2 separate regions of the Homo sapiens genome follow, and region 2 is linked to region 1. A link is a loop called in an ENCODE intact Hi-C map of the cell type or tissue named here. Cell type or tissue: mammary epithelial cell. All regions are shown on one strand. Links, peaks and the distances in the headings refer to the core of each region. The heading gives the core; the rest is flanking DNA. Region 1 overlaps TMCC2 (transmembrane and coiled-coil domain family 2). Region 2 has its middle 20 kb from the start of NFASC.

Region 1 (10,500 bases), core at 1,254-9,253:
ACAGTTAAATCCACAGAGACAGAAAGCTGATTAGTGGCTGCCAGGGGGCTGGGGTGGGGGTGGGGGAAGGAATGGGGAGTAACAGCTTAATGGGTACAGGGTTTCCTTGGGGTTGCTGAAAATGTTTAGGAACTAGATGGAGGTGATGTTTCAACAATTGGGTGTGGAAGGCCAGGGTCCTCCACTGGCCTGGGCCACAGCTCCCACCATTGTCCATTACAGAGTGGGTATGCAGGAGGGTCTCTGGGTCCTTCAGCTCACTGTGTCAGGTTTAGTAGGGTAGCAGCTCTTCCTAACACACTCCTAATACCCCTGTCGTGCAGCTGGTTGACTAAAAAGACCAGATCACTCAACTCCCAGTCAGTAGCAGGCAGAAATGCCCAAGGTTCCCCAGCCCAAAGCAGGGCACAGGTGGGCTACACAGGAACCACTGCTCCTCTCTCCAGACCATCACAGAGTCCTGTTTGGCCCATGCCACCCAGCTCCCTATCCATGCCCAGCCACCAGCACCACACCTGGAGTTGTGGCCCCCACACCATGACCTCCTCACCCCACCCCAACCTGCCTGAGATAGGCTGGCCACTCCACAGGTACCTGACTCCAGATTAATCCTTGTGAATGGGCTGGGCAAGCTCTAAGAGGAGAACCGTGGAGGGAGAGTCATACTTCTTCCATGATCCCCCTCCACACCAGAATGCCCCCTGCTCAGGGACCCTACCAGCCAGGGCCTTACATCTTGCTCTACACAAAGGCTGAGGGCTGAGAAGTGCTGACAAATGTCTGGATAAGCCAGAGCTGGGACGTTCTCTCAAGTGTCCAAGACCCAACTTTCCCTATTCCTCTTCCTGCTCCAGTGAGATCTACCCTCAGCCCACGCACACCTGGGGGCTCCCCTCCACATGGCCTTGGTGGCACCCCGGACTCACCTCCCTGGCCCCTTTCACAACACTAAATGAAGCTGGATTAGGCTCTCTGCCAGATTATAAGGAGCTGCCGGATCAGGGCTTCCCAGCCCTGGCTCCCGTGGAACTTCCTGGGGTTTCCACCTCCTCCCAGGGCCTGAACTCAGTGTCCTCGTGTCAACCCGGCCCTGGACATGGGACACCGGTGCTTCCTCTCACACACTAGCCCAGCAGCCTGGATCCCCGATATCCGGGAGGCACACAGTAGACACTGTTGGAACAGAAAGTATCCAGGCTTAAGTGAAGCTGTGTGGAGGGAGGGGAAGGGCACTAGCTATGTAAATTGGGAAATGTGAATCGTGGTTCTCTTTCTTCATAATGTAAATGCATTAAGCAGTTTTCAAGATAGACCACAGAAACAGCTGCCATTTGCAAGGAACATGTGCTCCACACCTGTGCTCCCAGCTGCACGAGAAAGCTGTACCTCTGACCCTCCTCCCTCTGAGGCAGGCAGCCCCTTCCCAGACTCGCAAAGAACCCGTTAGGGTCCCCACAGCAGGCTGACAGGGAGAAAGGGGCCTTCTCATGTTAGCCATCTGCTCAGGAGTTGGAAAGACAATATAAGGTCACTCTTAGATGGAAAAAAAAAAAAGACAAAGAAAAAGCTTTGGGGGTTCCTATGCTTCCCTTTAGGAAAGCAGGGCAGCCCAGTCATCCTGACAATGGAGTCAGGTGTCAACCCTGGCTTGTCTATGGGTCTAGACAAGCAGGCCCAGGCCTGTGCAGAACACCGCTCCTGGGAGCAAGGTCTGGGCTCCCAGTGGGTCAGAGCCCAGCAGGCGAGTGCGGCCCCGGGGCTGGCAGGCCTGGGTGACTCAGCAGAGATGCTTCAATCTGCTGACTGCTGCCCCGTGACTCTGATTTCAGTGGCCCTCTCGGGATAAAGAACGCTCAGATTCCCTTTTTCTACCCATTCTCAGATGGAAGGGGAGGTCAACCAGACTAGGATGGAGAGGAAAGCCTACAGCCAGCTAAAATCCTTCAACCCAAAGAGGTCATGTGACCTTACGGTAAAGTTGGGAGAGAAGGAACTTGAAATTTCTTGTACCAACCCAACATTCCAGCAAGAGCAGGGTGGAAAAATTATTCCAACCCTTGGTCCTGAAGTCAGAGGCTTTCCCCATTCCATTTTTTCAACTCAGCAGGAATAGCCCGGTGGGGCTGGTGGCTCTCTGCCTTCCTGGTGAGGATATGTGGGTAACAGGAAGCTGCTCACTCCAGCTCTGGATGTGTCATCACAGCTGACCCGGGTGCTCCCAGGTGGGCAAAGGGGTGGGGGTGGAGAAAGAGCCTACCTATCGGTTTAATTGGTGCCTGGGAGCCTAAGCGGCTTTTCTCAAGAGGGCAGGCACCACGTGCTCAGACACTGAATGGGACACATGTGGGGCAGTATGGACCTGAGTCAGTTCACCATGGGCACAAGGGGGTGACAAAACCCCTGTAGCAAGGCCCCAGCTGCCACATGGGGGATTCGAAGGGCAGAGCATGCCCTCAGTAGCTTTAAAAGGCATCTCGCTCTACTACAAGGGGATTTCAGGTGCAAACTACCGAGAGACAAGGAAAGTCACTCACTCATCCTTTCAAGCAGCAACTACTCATCTCCAGGCAGTGCAGAGCCAGCTGCCTATTATCAGCTGACACCAGGTAGAGGCTTCCACCTGCCACCTCCTGTGGCCAGCAAGTTCTTCCTCCTGCCCTGACCCTAAGGGCTACTCTCTTGTCCTGGTGGAGACATCCCTCTCATCTAACCCTTGGCTTCTAGCCCCTTCCATTAGGGCCACCCCTCAGTTCTGATGAAAACTACATCCTCCCCTCAGTGTCTGCCCTGTGGAGAACAAAGCCCTTTTGTCCAGTAAATGTCCTGCACCCTCCTCGTCTCCTCACACCCACAGATCCCAGTTGGGGCCCCGAGCTCCCCTCTCATATTCAGGTCTTCTCCATTGTCCATCCTCTGAATTCCCTAAAAACTCTCAGTACCCAAACATTTTACTCCTTATGGCCTCTCCCACTGTCTCCCTGGGGTCAGCACTCACTGGACCTTCACAGTCCCCATTCCTGTCACTGTTTCTTCACAGACACAAGCGACCACAACCAGGAACACCCCTCCACTTAATAAGGTGCCTGGGCCCCAGCTGAAGTGCCACATAGCCACAGCTTCTGGAGGCATCTCTGCCAGGGTTCACCTGCCTTCCTGCACAGGGCGCCCACATCCAACCCCAGGGGCTCTCCCAGCATTTGGCAGCCTAAGGCTCCTCCCTTCTCCCACCCACAAACAGTTCTCTATACCTGGAGGAGAGCTCCCTGAGAGACTGGAGTGTAAGCACAGCCCACCTGACTAACTGCAGAACAGGCCTTTTCCCATCCCCCAACTCCACCCCGCCCGGTGAAATTCTCTCCTTCCACCCACCAGACGCCTCACCTGTGTGGGCACTGTTTCCCGAAGCCGTGCCGGCGATGAGGTACCCGGGGCTCTGAGGCCCCAGCTGTCTGCGGACTGTGTCAGGCCCCCGGGGTCACAGACCCTGGGCAGCACTGGGCTGCGAGCAGGTGTGCCTGAGTTCCCAGACTCTGCAGCCGCCATCTCCAGACTGAGGCACAGCCTGGGGATTAGGGGCGGATTGCTCTAGGAGATTTCCCCCTCCCCTGGGGCTCACGGGCTGCTCCTTCCCATCTGGCAGGAGACAGGGAGGATCACCGAGCGCGGGAGGACCGAGCTCTGATGAGATGCCCCTCCACAAGTCCAGCTGTTCCACTGTGAGTTGTGTGCATAAGGACACCCAGGTGTGACAGGCATCAATGAGGAGGGGTGGGGGTGGGGGGCAAAGGGGGTTGAAAGGGATGTGCACGAGGACACATGACATGTGCACCTGCATCCTTCAACCACCCAGAAGACAGGCACTCCACCTCACCCCTCCCATCTCACAGAAATGCCTCCCATGATCAGAAGCTCCTCTCACAAACAGAGCAGTCTCATGGATTCGGAATGGAAGTGAGCCTCCCAGCCAGCCTTCCAGGATAGCGAAGAGCTCTCCAAAGCCAAAAAAGACTAGAGCCTGGAGGGGGGCTCCCTGGCAGATCCTAACACAGCCAGCTCCAGCCAGAGTCCTCTCCTCCTCTCCCTGCTGCCCTGCCCGTTGGCTTAAGGCACCATCACTTCCAAGGCAGTTTCTCTACTCCAATAACCACCTGGAGGAAGCTGACAGCAGCCAGCCTCACCAGGGGAATTCTTCTGCCCTGAGATCCTGTCCCAGAAATCCAGTCTCTGCCCTGGACACCAATGGCCACTTCTGCACTAGCTTCTGCTTCCCAGTCTCTGCCAGCATTGCCCTGGCAAAAACACCCAAGATAAAGCACAGATGGGAAACTCACAGCAGTCTCTTCCTCCTTGGACTTCATCTTGACAGTGCCAGCAGGAAATTCTGTGAGTGGCCAGCAGAGGGGGACAGAGGTCCACAGCTGAGGACAATGAGCAGTGAGCAGTGTCACCGGCTGGCCAGCTGAGTCCTGGGGCCTGCTGGATCTCTCTAATGGCAGCTTCTCACAGCAGAACTGTCGTTCAGAAAGACATGGATTCTGCACCCACTTGAGTCTGGTGAGGAACTCCAGGCTTAAATACTGATGGCCGACACGCGTCACGTTGATTGGGTAGTCCCAAATTCAAGAAGGTGTGAAGAGATAAGGGCCCAGTGCTATCTCTGGGAGCCAGTGCCAGGGCTTGCAGGCCAAAATCACTGAGATCAGGAGTCCTCATACCCTGGGCTCATGGAAACTATACAAACATTTGTGGTTGGCTGATGACTTGGGGTTTGTGAAGAAGCCTGGCAAAGCATATTACATAGGTCCCAATTTCTGGGGCCAGCTCTGACCTGTAGGGCCAGGGAACACTTCTGGCAGCTCCCCTACTTCTGCAAATGATCCCCCTCCTATGGTACTGGATCTTGACTTTATATTTTCGCACCAAGCACTGTTCTTGCATAAGGGTTATTTGTAAATAGGTCTTATGCCCCTATTAAATGATAAGGCAGGGATCAGATCTTATGTTCATCTGGACCATTCACTGTGCCTAGCATAAGACTGATCCTCCCTCAATACTGACATCGTAAAACAATGAAATGATCTACCTCATTTAGCTGCCATGAAAGGCAGTCCAGCCACTGCAGTTCTGTCTCAGGTAGAAACAAAGACAGCTTGGTCTTCTCATACTCAAGATACCCCTTCTTTTTTCACTTTTTGAGATGGAGTTTTGCCCTGTCACCAGGCTGGAATGCATTGACGCGATCTTGGCTCACTGCAACCTCCACCTCCTGGGTTCAACCGATTCTCCTGCTTCAGTCTCCCAAGTAGCTGGGACTACAGGCGTGCACCACCACGCCCAGCTAATTTTTGTATTTTTAGTACAGAGACGAGGTTTCACCACGTTGGCCAGGATGGTCTTGATCTCTTGACCTCGTGATCCACCCGCCTCAGCCTCCCAAAATGCTGGGATTACAGGCATGAGCCACTGCACCCGGCCAAGATACCCCTTCTCTGCCCGCTCCAGGCTAGGCCCCACCAAGCTAGGATTTTTTTTTTTTTTTTTTTTTGAGACAGGATCTTGCTCTGTCACCCAGACTGGAGTGCAGTGGCACGATCACACCTCACTACAGCCTTGACCTCCCAGGCTCAAGCAATCCTCCCACCTCAACCACCTAAGTAGCTAGGACTACTGGTGTGCACCACCATGTCTAGCTAGTTTTTGCAGAGATGGGGTTTCACCATGTTGCTCAGGCTGACCTTGAACTCCTGGGCACAAACGATCCACCTGCCTTGGCCTCCCAAAGTGCTGGGATTACAGGTGTGAGCCACCATGCCCAGCCCAAGCTAACATTTTAAACTTTTTCTTATTAAGCAGAGGAAAAGGAAGAGAAGGCAGTGGCAGCAGGAGACAGGTGGGGAGGGGCCGAGTGAGCTGAGAGCCCTGGGGTTCACTCTGCATGGTAGGTCTCTCTGTGCTTCCCGGGATCAGGAGGGCTCAGAAGCAACAGAAAGAGTTTCCTGCAAGGCCATGCTGCACCACCAGAATGAACTGGGGAGAGCTGCCCCCAACACAGGCACCTGGCAGCTCCCTAATGGAAGGTTATAGCTCCACTCCAAGAGCAGCTTACCCATCAGCACAATAACTGAACAGCAGGAAAACAGGGGTTCAGGAGGGAACCAATAGTTCACTAGGAGAAAAGTAGCAAACAAGAACCAGGGAGATGTCTGCCAGGCAAGCTAGCAGCAGAGCAATGCTTTTCTAAGCCTGCTCGTCTTTATACATGAGACGTGTTCCCAAATCTGCCAAGGATGCAGAGCTTCCTGTGGTGGGGGTGGGGAACAGATAGCCCAAAGCATGGTGGCATGGTGGGAAAGGCCCTGTAGAGCCCTGGGCGTGAGACTCACTTCCATGCTTTCTAAGTGACCTTGGTCAAGTCACTGTAGGCGCTGAGACTGTTTCCACAAATGTGATGGGAGGACGGCGTAAAGACAGGGGGTTAAGGTGAATGTGTCTGGCAGGAAGATGTGCCAGAGCTGGGCTCGCTGGGCACTGGATGAGCCTTTCAGTGGCCCACAGAGTGCTTGGGAGTCAGAAGACCTGGTCTAAAATCCACACCCTGCCACTTGCTAGCTGTGCGGCTTCCATGTTCTGTCCGTGCCGCTTCACAACTGTGAGGAGGCAGGAGCAACTACAAAGCAGCAGCTTGGACGAGGCGGCCTTGGAGAGTGAGACCAGTGGCATCAGGAGATGGAGGAGAGGGTGAATGAGCCAAGCCTTGGAGACTCTGTGCAGCTGAGTCTCACTTCTCCTAGCTGCAAATGGTACATAGGACCATTATCTCCCAGGGCCCTCGTGCAAACACATGGCACTTTCTAAGTTTTACTGAAATAGGTGACTGGTCCTGAAGCTCCCTCACCATGGATGTATGTGCACATGCATACACAAACCACAGTATTCCAGACAGTACCTGGAAGACTTGGTCTGAAACAGAAAAAGCCAAAGAAGTAGCTGCCATCAGGAGCAAAGAGAGTTGCAGGCACACCTGGGAAAAGCTGCCAAGGGCACTAAAGCAGTGGGCTCTGAAAGGACACCACTTGCAAAGCAGCTCTTCTTTTGCAAAGAAAAGGAGCTGTGGAGTAAGCCACATCACTTGCACTTCTTGGTCAGTCTTGGACATCCCTGGGGCGCCTCCTCTCTGGCCTGGCAGAGATGGAGGCCACATCTCAGTGACACAGAGTGGTCACTATCAATTCACAGGATGGGCAGCTGAGCTGTGGCAGGGGGTCTCTGGCTTCACTCTTTCCACCCTTCCAAGTTAAGCCTGAGGCGGGGGTGACAGATAGGCTCTTGTCATCTGAGAAGGGTGGACTGGAAGGAAGCCCAGGTCCTGGGCACAGGCTCTTCTCTCTGCACGTCTGGAAGGTCTCAGCCCTTTTACTGGGTTCCCCTTAGTTTAGTTTTTTCTTCCACATCCTTCTTTCTCTTCCCTTAATTTTTATGCCATGCCCCTTCTTTCTTTAGTATTCTTTAAATCTTATTTTTTTTATTTTCTCTTCCTTTGCCTTGTTGTTATTCTTCCGTTCTCTCCCCACTGCCCTTTTAAAATCATCTTATTTTTCTTGCTTTTTCTTGTAGAGACAGGGTCTCGTTCTTTCCCCTAAGGTGGAGTGCAGTGGTGTGATCATGGTTCACGGAAGCCTCAAACTCTGGGGGGCTCAAATGATCCTCTGCCTCAGCCTCCCAAGTAGCTGGGACTACAGGTGCATGTCACCACACTCAGCTAGTTTTATTATTATTATTTTTTTTTTTTAAGAGAGACAAGGTCTCACTATGTTGCCCAGGCTGGCCTCGAACTTCTGGCCTCCAGTGATCCTCCTGCCTTGGCCTCCCAAATCACTGAGATTACAGGCATGAGCCACTGCACCTGGCCTACTTTTCTTTCTCTTAAAAAAAAAAAAATCACAAACCACACATTTTGAAGGGTGGGAAACTGGAGAAGTCATAGGCTTTAGGAGCAAAGAACCACGCTAAAAAGTAGCTAAATTTAGTAGCTTAGAATACAAGGTGAGGCCTTAAAAAAATTTCAGGCCCCAAATGTGCTGTGAAAATCTGCCAGTGAGGACTCCTCTTTGAAAGGCTGGCGGCTTCTTTTATGCTCACCAAGCCTGCTTGGAAATGGAGGTTTGGAAAATGGTCATCTTTCAGAGGTTCCCTCCCCAAGTATTCACTTTCAGATCAAGCCAGAAGGTGCATCTTCTTAGAAACCCATGTGACCAAAGAGCTCTGCTAACCCCCAGGGAAATGCGAGAGGAAGGATAATATTCTTCAGCGTGAACAGCAGCAACCCAGGTGGGCATGCTTCCTAGGAATACGTGGAGGAATAGGCACAGCTGTGTGAGCTGGGAAAGCAGACAGATCAGGCCAGAGTGGAGGAAGCTGCAGGGCAGCACCCACATGCACACACCAGGGCACCTTTCAGCTGCTTCCAGGGAGGGAGTATGCCATCTCTCCTGCTGGTCCTCTGCCCATCTAATGCCACAGACACTCCTGTTTAGGTAGTCCTTCTTGGGCACAGACATGAGCCCAGATGTTGGGCAGTGAACAGAACCACTTACATAGGTCACTTTTAGGCAAATCAAAATCTGTACCAGGCAGGTAGGAAAGACGGATGATTTCATGCCTTTATAGTCACTCTCCCTGGAGGAGGTTTTACTGGGAACAGGCCCAAGAGAAAGTGACCCGGAGAGGAAGCCACATCTCCTTTTTGGGCAACTTTTAGGAAGCAGAGCACCCTCTACCCCACCCTATTTGCCAGGAATAATTTGGAATAATTCCTTTCTAAAAGCAGAGGATTGAAACACCGAATTCTGGTGTGCTCCTGCTGACTCAAGGGCTCAGAGCATACCATGAGCTGACGTGACTAAACGAGAAATGTGTGTGAACGCATTCTGCAAACTGTAGCATGCTGTTCAGCTGACTGTTGATGCCAGGAAGGCTTTCAAAAGGACATGAGTGGCACCTCTTGGGGGGCATGCCCATAAGCCATTGAGCCCCTGAGAAGTCAGTGGACAGGCACAGGGCCCAGATTATATTTGGATCTGAAGCTACCTTCTCAGGCAATGAAGAAACCTTATACAATGAAGTTAATGTTACAGAGCACTTGTCTTTCCAGGGCAGGATTCGCCTTTCCAGATGCCCAAAGGAGGCCTCCTGGTCACAGTATCACCTTGGGTCTAATTTAGCTCTTGCTGAGCCTGATGAATTATTCACTAGCTATGGACACTAGCTCAGCTCTAGGGTCCCAGTGGTGGGGTATCTGGAGAACTGTAAGGAAGAGGAAATGGAAAGGAAGAGTGAGAACTCCCAGAATCAGACCTGGAGGGGGATCAAAGAGGACAAAAGCAGCAGCGGGCAGGAGGCCTCTAGGTTGGCCTCTGGAAGATTTGGGAAATGGGCTAGGGGTCCAAGAGCCTGTCCCTGGACAGAGAAGGGAGGTAGGAAAAGGCTGTCCCCAGAAATGACACTCACTTCCCCCAACTCCCTACTGCAGCTCAGGGGAGCTTCTGATTCCCTAGGAGCCTAGAAGGAATGCAATAGGGTGTGTACATTCAGTCATTCAGTTTTACTTCTATTTCAGCGCCCTCTGCTCTGTGGGATATACAGAGAAAGCCCAAAATATGCCTATGAAAAGAAGAGGCAGAAGCAGGGATCAGGTTAATGATGCTGTATATCCATTGCCTCATCTGGCACCCCAGAGGGGACTGGGGTCACGTTTCTCATCTCAGGGATGTGGCAGATCCAGGGAAGAACGTGCTGGGTAGCCGGGGAGACCTGAGCCAACTCCCATGACCCAGCCCACATCATCAGTGCCGGCTCCTTGCCGTCTGGAACCCGATGACAGACAGCTCCTCTTGCTGACTGCTACCAGCTCTGGCATAGGGGTCTGACACCTGAAACCTGAGTGCACCTTCCCCTTGGGCAAGCTTGGAAAGCCCAGGCAGATACCTGGCTGGCCTCTCCCACCTGTGTCTGCAGACAGACAGCTTGTCTCCCACCAAGTTTTGCCTGAGCTTAGGGACAAAGGCGTCAACAAGGCATGACCTTACATCTTGGCTAGGTAACTTGGAAGTTATCTAATTTTGCCCCCTCTATCCTGGTGATTTCTGTACTCCCAGATGCCAGAGCTAATCTGGAGAATACTGGATATTTTCTTTTTTTTCTTTTTCTGAGACGGAGTTTCCCTTTTGTTGCCCAGTCTGGAGTGTAATGGCGCGATCTCAGCTCACTGCAATCTTCACCTCCTAGGTTCAAGCGATTCTCCTGTCTCAGCCTCCCGAGTAGCTGGGATTACAGACGCCCACCACCACGCCCGGCTAGTTTTTGTATTTTTAGTAGAGACGGGGTTTCCTCATGTTGGCCAGGGTGGTCTCGGACGCCTGACCTCAGGTGATACACCCACCTCGGCCTCCCAAAGTGCTGGGATTACAGGCACGAGCCACCGTGCCCGGCCGATATTTTCAA
Region 2 (10,500 bases), core at 1,386-9,385, 450 kb after region 1:
TGATACTGAGCAGGCCCAGTCTCATACTTGAGGCCCAGTCCCTGCTTTAATCTCAGGCAGGTAACTTGTCGTCTGTACTGTCCCCACTGACTGAGCTCTTGCCTTGGCAGCTTCTCAGACTGAGTCCTTGCTTGCCTTTACCTGTCCTCTTCTCTGGGACCGAAGGCCTGTCCTGAGCCCCTTGTCTAGGGTTGCACCTTGCTGCCTACCTCTCACCCTGGATTCTCCATGTCTTCATGCCTGGATTTCCCATTGCTGAGTTGCACATAGCTGCTGGGGAAATTGTTCCCTCCTGTCAGACCCCAACCTGACTTGTGCACTGACTGCTGGACAGAGGCTCAGAGTCACTGCCCAGCACCTGCAGAGGGGTCTGCCCTGGCTTTGTGGGGTCAGTACAGTTCCAGTTGTTTCTTTGGCCCTTTGCCAAAGTTGGTGAGACCATCTCCAAGCTTATGGCATGATGCTATAGAAGATTCACCAGCCAAATTTAGTCCAGTGCTCTGTAGCAATAGAAGATAAAGGGCTGTAGCCTGGCTGACCTACATAGAGCTGAAGCTCTTACACGTGTATCTCAGTTATCATTCAGAGGCTCTTTCTGGAAGTTCTGCCTTATACCATGGCCATGAACTTCAAAGCTCTGGAATTCCTCCTGAACCAAAAGGAACTTAAAAAATACAGATACACAATCCCTTATCTGAAATCCTTGAGCCAGATGTATTTTAGAATTCATAATTTTTCAGATTTTAGAAAGATTATTTGGTTCAGATACTATTCGTTATGTCACAACTCCAGTGAGGTCTGAGGCATAATTTTGTAAATCAAACACATTAATATGTATGCAGTAAAAGGTATGAATATTCACACTAAGTGACATGAATAAAGCTATAATTCATTTCCTTAACTTATGTCAGTTCAGCTCAGGTTTTCGCACCAAATATTTTCAGGTTTAATCAGATGTTGCTACCACATAAGTTATTATAAAAAAAATCTGTTTACAAAACTTTTTGAGTAGGTTAAATATTTTCCATGTATTCTTTACTTCATTGTTCTTCATAAACATCTTGAGAACAGGAGTTGCATCTCATTCATCTTTTTATTTACAATGCCTGCCCTAACTCCTGGCATATACTAGACACTTAATAAATGATGAATGAGTGGGTGGATTATTCTTTAGTTTATGGTATTAGCTCCTCATAGGTAACAAAGAGGAGTAAGCCTTTCTTGGAATGACTCATCCAGGTCCTTGTTGGTCACCATGGAAAAGGTTGTACAAGGTCTCCAACTTTCCCCTCAAATCCATGAAGGCACAATAATCTACAAGGCACTTGATTCCCCTCCTAATCCATTTTACCTCTTTGAGAAGCTGGCAGGAGCCAAAAGCAGGAAACTGACAGAGAGGTCATAGGGCAGTCACATGGGGAAGCAGCAGGGTGTGCGGGGAAGAGTATGGGTTGGGAGCTGGAAGGCCTGGGCTCTGGGCACAGGCTGGTCATCCCCTGGGAGTATGGCTGGTGCTACATCTTAGCCTCAGTTTCCTCACCTTCTAGAAAAGAGATCCCCAAACTTGTCAATCATCAGAATCACCCGGGAGCTTTAAAAATATATAGATTCTGATTCTGTAGGTCTAGGGTGGAGTCCAGAAAACTGTAGGTTTCAAAAGCTCCTCAGCCAGATGCTGTGACTCACACCTGTAATCCCAGCACTTTGGGAAGCCAAGGCAGGTGGATCACTTGAACCCAGGAGTTTGAGACCAGCCTGGGCAACATAGTAAGACCCCTACTTCTACAAAAATTTAAAAGTTATATAAATGTTATGGCCAAGTAGTTGGGACCTGTAGTCCCAGCAACTTGGGAGGCTGAGGCAGGGTGATTGCTTGCGTCCAGGAGTTCAAGGCTGCAGTGAACCATGATCATGCCACTGCACTCCAGCCTAGGCAACAGAGTGAGACCCTGTCTCTCAAAAAGAAAAAAAAAAAAAGACAACTGATTTAATAATAATACCACAGAAGAGGGAGGAGAGGGAATAGAACTATATATAAGAAACATTTCTATGTATCACTGGAATTAAGCTAGTGTAAACCTAAAGCTAATTCTGATGACTTAAGATGTGTATGAGTCAGACGTGGTGGCTCACGCCTGTAATCCCAGCACTTTGGGAGGCTGAGGCGGGCAGATCAAGAGGTCGGAGATCGAGACCATCCTGGCTAATATGGTGAAACCCCGTATCTACTAAAAATACAAAAAATTAGCCAGGCGTGGTGGCGGGTGCCTGTAGTCCCAGCTACTCGGGAGGCTGAGGCAGGAGAATCGCTTGAACCCAGGAGGCAGAGATTGCAGTGAGCTGAAATCGTACCACTGCACTCCAGCGTGGTGACAGAAGTGAGACTCCATCTCAAAAAAAAAAAAAAAAAAAAAGAACACTAACAACACTAACACTAACAATAGCTAATGAGCTAAAAAAAATTGCAAAAAAAAAAATCTCATAATGTTTTAAGAAAGTTTATGAATTTGTGTAGGGCCACATTCAAAACCGTCCTGGGCTGTATGTGGCCTGGGGGTCGCAGGTTGGACAAACTTGGTATAAGCATTCCTCTTTCTCTGCAACCTTGCCAGCAACTTTTTAATGTATCCATTCTGACTGGTGTGAGATGGTATCTCATTGTGGCTTTGACTTACATTTCTCTAATGATCAAGTATGTTGAGCTTTTTTCATATGCTTGTTGGCAGCATGTATGTCTTCTTTTGAAAAGTGAAAAAGTGTCTGTTCATGTTTTGCCCACTTTGTAATGGGGCAACAAAAAAGACATGAGACATAGGAAACAAAAAGTAAAATGGCAGATGTAAATCCAACCATATCAATATATATGAATAGATTAAACAATTCAATCAAAAGACAGATTATCTGGGAAAAAAACACATCATCTAACTCTATATGCTGTCTACAGTAGACTTGCTTTTTTTTTTTTTTTTTTTTTACTTTTATTTTAAGTTCAGGGCTACATGGGCATGACCTAGAGAATCCCTTTACACAATGAGAGCATCTATAAGGAACTTGTATATAGATGCTGGATATTAGACAAAGGTCAAATTTAACTTCCTAATAGACACTGGATATTAGATCTTTGATGCATAGTTTGCAAAAATTTTCTCCCATTCTGTAGGTTGTCTGTTTAATTTGTTGATAGTTTCTTTTGCTGCGCTGAAGTACTTTAGTTTAATTAGATCCCATTTGTCAATTTTTGCTTTTGTTGCAATTGCGTTTGGTGTCTTCATCATGAAATCTTTTCCTGTTCCTAGAGACAGAGGTTATCTGACATGCTTTTTATTTAAAGATACAAATAGAAAGTAGAAAAGTGGAAAAAATATATATTATGCAAACAGCAACCACAAGAAAGCTGGGGCAGCTATACTGATTGATATAAAACAAAACACTTCAAAATAAAAAATGTCCCTAGAGACAAACAAAGGCATTTTATAATGACAAAAAGTTCAATTCATCAGAAAGATGTAAAAATTATAAACATATATGCACCTAATATCAGAGCACCAAAATACATGAAGCAAAACCTGACAGAAATTAAATAGACAATTCAACAGTAATAGTTGGAGACTTCAACATCCCACTTTCAAAAATAGACAGAACCACTGGACAGAAGATCAACAAGGAAATAGAAAACTGTAACAACACTGTAAACCAACTGAACCTAACAGCCATCTATGAAACACTCTATCCAACAACAGAATATATATCCTTCTCAAGTGCACATGGAACATCAGGGATAGGCCATATGCTAGGCCATAAAACAAGCCTTAATTGCACTCTTGGACATTTATGTCTAAGAAATAAAAACTTACGTTCACACCAAAACCTGTACACCAAGTGTTCATGGCAGCTTTATTTGTAATAGGTGAAAATTCAAAATAGCCCAGATGTCCTTCAACAGGTAGATGATTAAACAAACTATTTTTATCATGATTATTCTAAGTATCATTATTGTCATTATTATTATTGAAAAACACTTGAAAATCTCACCACTCAGAGAAGACTGATGCTGTCATTCTGGGAAGCATCCCACTACCATCTCACATGCATGTACACACAAATGGTTATATGTACACCTCCAGCAGTTCTCTATCCTTTTCCCTTCCTGAAATGATTCTCAAATGTAACCATATCTCCCAAAGGGGCATATCACACTTTCCTGGGGTGAGTGGTTGGGGAAGACTGTGGTTTATAAAATCTCTCCAGGTGATTCTGAATGATGACTCCATTCTTCAGAGAGGCACCCCACCTTCACCCCAGTACCTAGAGAATCCCTGGGCACTTTACACAGATGGGAGCATACTACACATAGGATTTTGTAAACTGCTTTTCACATTCTACATCATCCTACCTACTGGCTGCATAGTATTACATTTTTGGTTTTGGTGTACACAAGATTTAAAACTAATTCCATGTAGATATTATTTAGCTCTTTCTGTCAAAAAAATATCAAATGTTGTGGTGACCAACTTTGTATGGATAAAATTAGCACTTTATATATTCCTTTTAGTGGAATTTCTGGATCAGTGGGTTTGAACATTTTAAAATTTTAAAATAAAATTCATATGCTCTCTAGGAAGATTACGGATTTCTTTTTTATCAACACTCCTGCAACAAACAGTGCATCAGGTATTGTTTAGACTAGAGTATTCCCAACACCCTTTAGCCTTTATTTATTTTGAGACAGGGTCTTGCTCTGTCACCCAGGCTAGAGTGCAGTGGTATGATTACAGCTCACTGCAACCTCAACCTCCTGGGCTCAAGGGATCCTCGTGCCTCAGCCTCTTAAGAAGCTGGAACCACAGATGTGCACCACAACACCCAGCTAATTTTTTGTTTTTTATTTGTAGAGACAAGATCTCGCTATGTTGTCAGGCTGGTCTCAAACTCCTGGACTCAAGGAATCTCCCTGCCTCAGCCTCCCAAAGTGCTGGGATTACAGGTGTGAGCCACCATGCCTGGCCCTCCTTAACTTTTAAAATTAAGTTCCAAAGGTCTTTGACAAAATACCGCCCTTTGGCTTTTGATCTCAAGCAAAACGCTAACGCTACTCATTTACTTGTTAGGTTACCGGAACTGCCCAGAGCCTATTTTCTCCTTTTTCCTTCCAACTATCAAGGCCATTTGCTTCTCTTTGCTGCCGCCTTGTGCTAGAACAGGAGAAGTTCATTATAAGAGAAACAGCAATTGACAACCCCTTACTTCCAGGGCACAAAGGGGCCTGCAGTCAGATCCTGACAGTCTGCCCTATATAGATCTGGGCCACAGAGAGAGACAGAGCTCTGTGCTTCAGTGCAAAAGGAACTTGGTACAGAGCCCAGAGGAGGCCTTGAAGTGATGAGACTGGGCATCAGAGACCTGGATTCTAGATCCTAGATCTGAATCTGCCCCTAATTTGCTATTGGGCAAATTTGTTCTTTGTCCTCTGTTTCTTCTCAGTGAACTGAGGGCTAGATTATTGTTTTGTAAACTGTAGGTGGTGACCCATTAATGAACTGTGAATTCAGTTATTAAGTTGTGGCAAGTTTTTTTTTTTTTTTTAGAATCAAAAGTAATGGAAGTGTCAAAATACGCTATGCATACTAAGGGTAAGTATTGCTTCCTGAGTTCTTTCAACGCAGGGGTGTCCTGGACTGTTGCGTTGTAAAATGCACTGCTTACTGATGGGCTTGGTCAGTACCGTTTGAAGGCCACAGGCTCAGGGGAGCTCCAGGGTCCTCCCAGCTGGAGCTTTTAGTTGTTAGTTGGACTATTCACCATTCGTGGTCAGAAGGCCCCACCAAGTGGAGGAAGGTCTGGTGCTGTGCTGCTGAGGTCTTTTCTTTCCCTCCTCTTCTTACCTGCTCTACAGTGACAGGAAGCCCCAGGCTGTAATGCAGGTGACTGGTGAGAGTTTCCCAGTGAGCCCCAAAGCAAAAACAACACACAACAAACTACAGTTCTTGAGTCGGAATTCTCCCAGCAGGGGGCTGGCAGTGCAGGTGCAGGTGCCACTGACCCAGCAGAGGCACTAGGTGGCGCCACAGTGCCGGGCTCATCACTTCGCCGCGGCACTGCAGAGGGCAGTGGGAAACCACGATTCTGGGATGGACAAGGGGCAGCGGGGCTTGAGGTCCTGGGTACTCTGACCCGGCCGTCCTTGGGTTCCAAAAGTCTGGAGTGGAGGGGGAAGATTGTTTAACCTGCTCAGGGGTCTCTGATCCTGGAGCGGAGCTGGTGGACTTTGCGGTGGATCTAGCTCCCGGACAGCCGCAGATGGCAGAAGCTGCCATTAGGGGGCAGCAGAACACTGGTGTTGGGAGAGCGGGACCGGGCTTCAAGGGGAGGAACGCGGGTAACGGGGTCAAAGGCCTCAGGGGCACGGAGCCTCCAGAACAGAGCAGCCTCGCTTGCTCTCTCCGAGGGCTCCAAGAGGAGGACAGAGTCCAGCTTCCAAAACAGGAACCCTTCCAGTGGTGTCCTGGAGCTGGCTTATACCAGACCTGATGGTTAAATTTTCACAAAATTTGTTTAAAGCCATCGTTTAAGACTTACAATTCTTTGAGTTCCGTGTGTGTCCTGGATATTAACCCCTTGTCAGATGCGAAGTATATGAATGTTTTCTCCCATTCTGTAGGTCGTCACTTCACTCTGCTGATCATTTCCTTTGTTGTGCAGAAGCTTGTTAGTTTAATGGAATCCTATTTGCCTGTTTTTGCTTTTGTTGCGTGTGCTTTTTTGGTCTTATTCAAAAAATCCTTGCCCAGACCAATGTCATGAAGGGGTTCCCCAATTTTCTTCCAGTAGTTTCACAGTTTCGGGCCTTACATTGGTTTTTAATCCGTCTCTATTTGATTTTTGGACATGGTGAGAGATAGGGAGTCTGGTTTCATTTTTCTGCATATGAATATCCAGTTTTCTCAGCACCCTTTATTGGATAGATTGGCCTTTGCCCAATGTGTGTTCTTGATGCCTTTGTTGGAAATCAGTTGGCTGTAAGAGCATAGATTTATTCTTGGTCTCTCTATTCTGTTCTGTTGTTTTGTGTGTCTGTTTTTCTGCGAGTAAGTACCATGCTGTTTTGATTGCTATTGCTTTGTAGTGCATTTTACGTTTGTAGTATAGTCAGATAGTGTGATGCTTCCAGCCTTATTCCCCTTTTATTTTAAACAGGTGGGGTCTCACTCTTGCTCAGGTTGGAGCACAGTGGCACAATCATAAGTCACTGAAAAACTCCTGGGCTCAGGTGATCCTCCTACCTCAGTCTCCTGAGTAGCTGGGACTACAGGCATGTGCCACCACTCCTGGCTAATTTATTTTTTATTTTTTTTTAGAGATGGGGGTCTTAATGTTGCCTAGGCTGACCTCAAACTCCTAGCCTCAAGTGATCCTCCCTAAATGCTGAGATTACAGTCATGAGTTACCACACTTAATGAATTATAGTAAGTCCATGTGATAGAGTAACTATTAACACAGTGAAAAAGAATGAGATGACTTTCATAAAATGGTAAGGATGAAATCCAAGATAGATTGTAACTTAAAAAAGCAGAATCATTCCTAAAATTGAAACTACTTCTAAATATGTGCAACTACTATGTATCCATAATAATTAAAAATAAATTTAGGATTAAATAAAAAATTTAAACAAGCAAAAGTCAAAAAGAAAAACTAGTACTAGATCACTAATCAAATATTTTAAAATAAAATTGAACCTATACAAGTATCAAAAGAAAATCTGGGAGCATATTTTTATAATCTTGAAGTGTGCACAATCTAAGTATGGTTCAAGCCCTGAAGTCATAAAAGAAAAAACTGATAAGCTCAGATCATACATTTCTACTATGGTAGCAAAAACCACCATAAAAAAGTAAAAGCATGAATGACAGAGTGAGAAAATATTTGCAACATCATGAACAAATGGTTCCTTTAATGAGTAAAAGCTCCTACCAATCAGTAAGGAAAAGATCAACAAGCTGGGTGTTGTGGCACATACTTGTAGTCCAAGCTACTGGGGAGGCCAAGATGGGAGGATTGCTTGAGGCCAAGTGCTAGAGGCCACAGTGTCCTATGACTGCACTTGTGAATAGCCACTGCACTCCAGTCTGAGCAACATAGCAAGACCCCATCTCTTTAAAAAAACCAACAAGATATAGAACACTATGTGTAGTATGTGGCTATTTGCATTAAAATATAAGCTTTTATATCCCTAGAAATATCTGGAAAGATAACCCATGAGACAGGTACCAGCTTAACATGAGAAGGGAACTGTGGGCCAAGAGTCAGGCTGGGAGGGAGCTTAGATTTTCAATCAATACTAGTTTTACACTGTTTTAATTCTTTATGGTGTGCATGCATTAACTTCAAACTCTTCAAAAAAATTCATTGACAGGGAGGCAAGTCTCTAGGCACAGACCAAGCACCCACATTCCCATCTCTTCAGTGACCCATGTATCTTTGGATCTGCCCTGCTGCTTCTGCATTTCTCTCCCTAATTAAATACTTTCTTTTCTTCAAGGCTCATTCAAGCTTCTGACTCCTTCTCTCAAGCCCATAGAGGTGGCCTCTCCCTGCTGTCAACATGTAACTTGTGGAATGTTCCTTCCCTCCCTCCCTCCCTCCTTCCCTCCCTTCCTTCCTTCCTTCTTTCCCTTTCTTTTTCTTTCTGTTTTTTCCTTTTCTTTCTTCCTGCTTCCTGCCTTTTTTCCTTTTTCTTCCTTCCTTTCTTCTTTTCTATTTATGCTGCTCTGTGCGTTTGTTGCTTGTCTACATCTACCATGAGAATTGTGTTGTACTTCTTTCTATCACCAAGAATGCCATCTGCCTTTGGTAAAGAGTCATTCCTGTCTTCCCTGACCTCCCAGAACACTCATGGTCACACCACACAATGCATTCTGTAATTATACCCTGGCAAATTTCCCATCAAAGCACTAGGAGTCTCACCCCAGCTACACCGGGAGCTCCTAGAAGGTAGGGGCCTGGATTTTGCTCATCTCTGTGGTGGCTCAGTGCTGAGAGCAGAGTGGGAACCCCAGAGAGATATCTTGAGTTCCCAGGTGATGGATGGAAGGTCACTCAACACAGAAAAACATCACTACTGCTTTTATTGGTCACCCAGTGGATACTAACACTTGGTCCTGGAGGTCTAGTTGCTTTCTATGCCACAAGACCATGGTCCTCTCCCACTGTGGAAATAACACACAGGCAGAGGGAGTGGCCTGTAGCTGGTCGTGTGCCCAGGAGTTCAGAACCCCGCACCTTCTTCCATCATTGCAGCCCCAGTTCCTCAGCTTCATCCTACCAGCCCCCTGGAAAATGTAAAAATGTAGGCAGGTCTCTTCTTTCTTACCGCACTTTAATCCCACCCCTACCTTAACCATGAATATGTGTACACTGAGGCTTAAATTTTCCTTTGTGAACTTCTCAAGTTCAGGGAAACTTTCACTATATATTTATGAATAGTTATGTGTTGAACCCTGGCAGCACTCTGAGTTCAAAGATAGACAAACAGTGTGCAGATGCTGCTCTTAAAGAGCTTACAGTCTTTTGGAGAAAACAGTCACATGAACAAAATTAATGCAATGTTGTTAGCAGTGATCGATCGGGAGCTGACCAGGGTGCTAGGAGAACAGAGGGTGGGGGAATTGCACTGGTTTTGTGGGTGGGGGGATGAGGGACTTTCTGGAGGAGATGGTTCTCTGGCTCAGGTTTAAAGGTGAATGAGAGCCTGGGGCTCCCAGTCCAGCTCACACAGCTAGTCTTTTTCAGCCTGGATACTCTGCTCTCTCCCTTTTCTCAGCCTAGCTGTCCAAGGTCGGAGAAAGGAGACCGGTTTCATCAAAGGTGCAAAAGGAATGAGTTTAGATCCTGGTAAAATAGATGTGCAGAGTGTAAGACCCTGAAGGGAGAGGTAGCAGTTCAGCGTGCAGGTTTGGAGAGGATTGGAAGTGGGGCTCTGGGGTGACTAAATCCTGCCTCATCAAGAGTCCAGCTGGAAGCCATTCTCCTCCCTTCCAGGGAGCACTCTCCTCTCCAGTTCCCTCTCCAGATCAGGCTGGGCACAGGCTCCAATGGCCAGGCTAGCCCGAGCTCTACCCTGCTGATGCTCCCCAGAAAAGATCCCACTGGGCAGGAGCACCCTCATGCCCAAGCCTGATTGCTCTCCAGGGAGTCCAGCTCTCTCACTCCTTTGCCCACCACTCCTCACCCCCAGCCCCACCCCCAAGTCTAGAGGATGATACAGCCACATGGTGGGCACTGACCAGCCAGCCATGGGAGGAACTGACCCTATGTGTGGATGAACCCTGAGCTACACTATTTGAAGTCTTTGTAATATTTGCAGTTCCTGGTGTGTGGGCTATGTGCTGGGGTGACTTTACCAGGGGCCCTTTTGAGGGTTAGAGGCAGTCATCTAAGACTTCCTTCCGGCAATCAGCTCTGGAGGAAATCTAGAAGCCAGTGAGGGTGAGTGTAAGTGCCCTT

Evidence for each region. Hi-C counts contacts between places; a loop is a spot of excess contacts. Peaks named below come from ENCODE experiments on the same cell type or tissue, not always from the same donor. Only the 100,000 strongest peaks of a DNase experiment are listed, where the experiment ranks them.
Region 2: it touches region 1 in a loop (19-fold over the local background); 14 of 110 quality-filtered maps call a loop at or near these places.

Annotation. Positions count from the first base shown.
Region 1 is chr1:205,250,248-205,260,747 of GRCh38, reverse strand. The region is part of intron 2 of TMCC2 (transmembrane and coiled-coil domain family 2); the gene reads right to left. Among named protein-coding and RNA genes, the nearest start is that of TMCC2-AS1, 18 kb to the right of the region's middle. RefSeq lists an enhancer at 2,906-3,415 and a silencer at 8,790-8,987. In mammary epithelial cell, for the core only: a CTCF peak has its summit at 4,395 (motif pointing right); DNase peaks (open chromatin) are centred at 1,717 and 4,397; H3K27ac peaks cover 1,370 bases.
Region 2 is chr1:204,802,943-204,813,442 of GRCh38, reverse strand. No RefSeq gene overlaps it. Among named protein-coding and RNA genes, the nearest start is that of NFASC, 20 kb to the left of the region's middle. In mammary epithelial cell, for the core only: CTCF peaks have their summits at 5,195 and 6,043 (motif pointing right); DNase peaks (open chromatin) are centred at 6,062 and 6,302; H3K4me3 peaks cover 312 bases.